2 separate regions of the Mus musculus genome follow, and region 1 is linked to region 2. Evidence: chromatin loops called from intact Hi-C (ENCODE). Cell type or tissue: left cerebral cortex. All regions are shown on one strand. Region 1 holds the start of Gabrr1 (gamma-aminobutyric acid (GABA) C receptor, subunit rho 1). Region 2 overlaps Pm20d2 (peptidase M20 domain containing 2).

Evidence for each region. Hi-C counts contacts between places; a loop is a spot of excess contacts. Peaks named below come from ENCODE experiments on the same cell type or tissue, not always from the same donor. Only the 100,000 strongest peaks of a DNase experiment are listed, where the experiment ranks them.
Region 1: a loop joins it to region 2, with 2.2 times the contacts of the local background. A loop is called at or near these places in 3 of 42 quality-filtered maps.

The regions. Positions count from the first base shown.
Region 1 is chr4:33,131,404-33,133,903 of GRCm38, forward strand. Gabrr1 (gamma-aminobutyric acid (GABA) C receptor, subunit rho 1) reads left to right here and starts at 1,153. Exons shown (of 10, transcript NM_008075.2): 1 at 1,153-1,372. The coding sequence starts at 1,251. In left cerebral cortex, no CTCF peak of the experiment used is centred here; no DNase peak of the experiment used is centred here.
Region 2 is chr4:33,186,854-33,189,353 of GRCm38, forward strand. It overlaps Pm20d2 (peptidase M20 domain containing 2), which reads right to left. Exons shown (of 7, transcript NM_001034867.2): 1 at 2,078-2,500; 2 at 195-343. Among named protein-coding and RNA genes, the nearest start is that of Pm20d2, 1.6 kb to the right of the region's middle. In left cerebral cortex, CTCF peaks have their summits at 1,463 and 2,122; a DNase peak (open chromatin) is centred at 1,532; H3K4me3 peaks cover 744 bases; H3K27ac peaks cover 559 bases.

The DNA.
Region 1 (2,500 bases), 55 kb before region 2:
AGGTTCTTCTCAGAGTGATATTAATCATATCAAAGATGGCACCTTCTCTCCAAGATCTAATTATCTTACAGTAGATCCACTTTGTCCTCTTCTACCTTCTCATCTTTCTCTTCCTCTTGTAGTTATGCATCTTTTTCATTTAGACAGCCTAGGCTACTTTCTTGGCTCATCAATGTAGTCTTGCCATGTAGCCCAGGCTGGCCTCAAATGTATAATCTTCCTGCCTCCCAGAATACTGAAGTTATAGCTATGCACAACAACACCTAGCCTAAGCCCTATCTCTTTGAGTCTATCCCTTTAGAGACATGAATATCAGAAATTCAAAAACAACCTTGGCTATATAGAGAGAGTTCAAGTTAAGCCGAGGTTGCCTGGGTTTCAGGTTGCCCTTTCAGCAGGGGAGTGCTAAGAATTCCGAATCAGTTTATTGACACAGTCTGAAAGTCTCAACTGTCTGAAATCAGCTTGGAGGAGTCAATAATTTGGAGTGCTGAATGTAGTCCTACTTCATGGGACTCTGACTCTGTCCTGTGATGGAGACAGAACCTGGGCCTATAGATTCTGTGCCAAGGTTCTGAGCAGGTATCAAAGGAGACATAGTTATTGATGACTGTTCATTTATGTCCAGACATTTCCAAATGGAAACGTCCAAAGAGGCTGGTACAAGAATATTACAATTGATAAGGATTTTAGCTTTCTCTTTGCACAGTGTGGGGTACACTTTTCCCCACTTGACCTCTTAATTTCATCTATAGCTCCCCACAAGGCATCAACCCCAAGGTTACAGAAGCCATGGGCAAACTAGAAGCATCTAGGAGCATTAATAGATCAGGAGAGGATCAAACCAAGCAGACAGACAGACAGACAGACAGACAGACAGACAGAGTCTCTGCCTTTCTGCATTTACTTTTTTCTTTCTATCCAGTTGACTTGAAAATACAAACCCTCACCAGTACACCCACCACATTTGATGATGAACTAATTTAGACCCGCCCCAGGGACCGTCCCGCAGGACACAGGAATTCAACCTCAGTTTAGAAAATCCCTGACATCTGACGCAGGGGGATTTGCGGGGTTAGTGGAAATTGCTTTCTCCCGCTGGCCAGATTACTGACTGCAGCTTCATTTTCGCAGGGTAAACATCCTTCTAATAACAAACACAGCAATGATGCCTTAAGAGAGGGCGGGCGGCAACTCCTCACCGGCTCCTTCTCACGGCTTCTTGGGAGAACCGTTTGATTTGGGAATCTATGTTGGCTGTCCAGAATATGAAATTTGGCATATTCCTTTTGTGGTGGGGATGGGTTCTGGCTGCTGAGAGCACAGCGCACTGGCCAGGAAGAGAAGTTCATGAGCCATCTAGGAAAGGCAGGTGAGTGACTTGGAGGCAAAGGCCTTGGGGTAAAGGATGAAAAGCAGGTTCTTCATGGTTGTGTCTTAGCAGCAGCACTGCCAGATCTGTGTGGAAACACCTCTTCCCCTCCCCCTCCTCCCCTTACCCTCCTCCTCCTCTCCTTTCAGGAAGCTAGAATGCTGTTTTCCTTTGTAATAGCACTACACTTGATAGTATTAGCATATTTTCTTAAATTTGTTATTAATTATCTAAAAAATTATCTAAAAAAAACATTCTGAAAGAGAGGTTATTATATATTTTCTGAAAACCAAGGACGATCCTCAAGGGATCTGATGGAAGTTTTAACCTGTGGGAACGAGTTACAAAGTAATTAATTTCGGTGGGACTCTTTTCGGTTTTGTTTTAAAAGCAGTCTTCTTTGGGATGCACAGCTAGCAGCATCAGTAGGTTGTCCCCTACCTGTGACCTGGGAGGGGTTGGGGTGGTTGGTACTCACTGCCCCAGCCGGCTGTAGCTGCCTCACCCGATGGAGTTTAGGCAGCCAGGGCCTGGCCTTTGGCCGGCATCAGTCAGTAAACCAGGCACTGGAGACAGCACTGGAGACAGCCAGGCCCCGCACTCCTTCACTGATGCGGAGATAGATGAAGAAAAGGGCATCAGTATTTCCAGTTGAACCTAAATTTTCCTTCTGTTTGGTTGTAAGTCTGCAGAATAAGAAAGATCTGCTAATGCGAGGGCAGCATGTCTCTCAACAGTCTGGATCCAGTGGGCCCGTCTTGTTCGTCTGTGCTCCCTCGAGTCCTCCCCCAAGCAGATTCGCAGCGCAGATGTGCTCACGACTCTAGTTTCTACGATGTCATTAGACTAGATTCTCAGACATCCGCTGGTCGCAGCGAACCTGGGGTACTAAGGAGGACCCCTGTGCCCAGAGAGAGGGTCAGGAATTGCTTGGGCAAATGGAATTTGTGCAGTGATGAACCCGCAAAATGCAGGGATTCTTTGACCCAAATGTGCTCATGGGAATTAAAACCAACTAACACTGCTAATTGACCCCCAAACCCTCAGGCTTTTCCCAAGACACAATTAGAATGGCAACCTGTTTAGAGAAGTCATAAAGACTGCGTAGACTCTTCTAGAAAGTTAGTT
Region 2 (2,500 bases):
GACTGGGGGGTGGTGCGTGCAATGGGATACCTGTGGAGATCAAAAGAAATATTCTCTCCGATGTGATGTGGGTTCCGAGGGTTGAACTCTGGTCGGTTGGTCGCTAGGCGCGCATGACAAGTACTTTTGGCCTAGCTTTGATTGTTCTGCAGCCTGTTGCCCACTAAGGAATTATCCTCAGTGTGACTACTCACTCGTGCTCGGCCACATCCGGGAGATAGGCAGCGTTCTCCTGAGAGGGATGAGCCATAAAAACAACATCAAGGTTTTCGAAGGCACCTGCTTCAATTAGATCAATTTTGCCACCACCATCTTCTTCTGCAGGGGTTCCCAGGACAATCACCTACAAGGAAATGCAGATGTTAGCAAAGAGATTCCTAGCAGGAAAACATGACATGGGTTTTAGCGCGTGTGTATTCAGGATATACACTTAAGTCCTTAACCCCTGAAGAGAAGTTATAGTCTGACATTTATACCATGAATTAAAGTATATTGTGCAGAATCATAAAATTTAATATGTATTGTTATAGTAATCTGGTATAAATGCATGCTAGAAGTGCTATAGGAAAATTCCCCCAATTTTATACTCCACCCAAGTCATAACAAAGACCAAAAGAAGTAGAATTATATGTACTTTAACATTTGCTAGGACTTATCTGTTAAAGTTTCTTCGTGGCTAAGACTGTTTAATGTATGTGTATGACAGGTATAATCAATCAGTCATGAGCTTTACTGAAAAGGATCTTGCACGTGGCCTGTCTGTTACCCTCACAAGAAGCCTGCGAGGTAGTAAGCAGTCTGCAGTCTGCATCATTTCAGGCAGGCTACAGGCGTCCCGGGTTACAAAGCAAGTCTCCAGAGCCTACAGAGCTCTCCTTCCGGTTGAGACGGACTCCTCACTGAGAAACCACCTTAAAAGTCTTAACTCATTAACCTTTCATTGACGAGCCTTAAACAACCTCAGTGCCATGGTTAGAAACCCCCAACTATTACACAAACTTACTAACTCGATTTCACCAGTTCAACCAGGAAGACCTAAGGGTCACCAAACACCTAATCGAACAAAAGAGAACTTGACAGAATAAACCTTTTACTTTGATACCTAAGCTTAACTTCTTCAAGCAATTTTTAAAAAGCAAAGGCACAGCCTCTGCATAAGATTAAAGTATTGTTAAGGTCAGGTATAAAAATACAATGAAAGCAAAGGGAATCCACTCATATTCCATTTTCTGGTAAGAGAGGAACGTTGCTGAGAACAACCACTTGAAATTTGAAGTTGGTATACTTCTCAAAGTCTGGCTTTATTTATTTTTAAATTTATAATGTACCTTAAGTTAAGCTGCTTTTTGAGGGAGGGGGTAAGACAGGGTCTCTCTATGTAATCCTGACTGTCCTGGAGCTCAGATAGACTAGGCTGACCTCGAACTCACAGAGCTCCGCCTGGCATGCACCACCACTCCTGGCCGCTAAGCCTCTCTGAATCTACTGGGCTCATTGCCAACCGCTGAGAACTTTCCTAAGTCGGTCCAGGGTCTCACGGCCCTCCTCCCCAAACAACACAGAAACCTAGAGGCCACAAGAGATAAATTGTTTGTTGCAGAGGATTACATTACTGCCACTGGCGGGTGAGCCGAGCTGAGTTGTGACATATAACCTTGCTCACAGAATTAAATACACTATCCTAAAGAGTAAACACAAGATCGGACCTGCCCAAGACAGACATGCACGACATTTTCCTGCTTAAAGAACCGAGACGCCTGTTTAATATGAAATAAAATGTACACTTAAATATGAACCTATCTACGTAGTAAATGTTTTGTTAGCTTCTCCGTTAGTTCTGCTCTTTAGTGGTTTGGCAGCCTGGTAGTTCTAAACACTGAAATTTACTATACAAATACCAATTATTCAAATCAAAATCTTTTGTTTGTTAAGTCTCCATTTATTTCCTCCAGATAGCACACGACCCAATGAGCAAACTGCAGCTGTCTGCCACCAAAAATAACCGGTCTGGTACTCCGACTGGTCTGGCACTCCGGGCTGGATCCGGCACGCCCCGCGCTGGCCCGGAGTGGCTCACCTTGACCGGCGGCGGCGCAGCGATGCTCTCCAGCGCAGCCCGCAGGCCGAGCGCCGCAGCCACCCCGACCTCGGCGATGAGGTTGTGGCCGCAGGCGTGGCCCAGGGCTGGCAGCGCGTCGTACTCGCACAGGAAGGCCACCTGCAGCGCGCGGGGCCCCGCCGCGGACTCCGGCGGCGCCCACTCGGCACGGAAGGCGGTGGGGAGCCCGAAGTGCGGCTGCACCGCCCACGAGGCGGCCGGCGGCTCGCACTCGAAGAAGCGCGTGAGCTCGCCGTGCGCGCGGTGCTCTTCGTAGGCCAGCTCGGGCGCGCTCCAGATGGCGCGGCTCAGCGCGCCCAGGCGCTCGGCCGCCTCGTCGATGCGCTCGGCCGCTCGCCGTTTCAGCAGCTCCAGCTCGGCGGCGCTGCTCGTGCCGGGCTC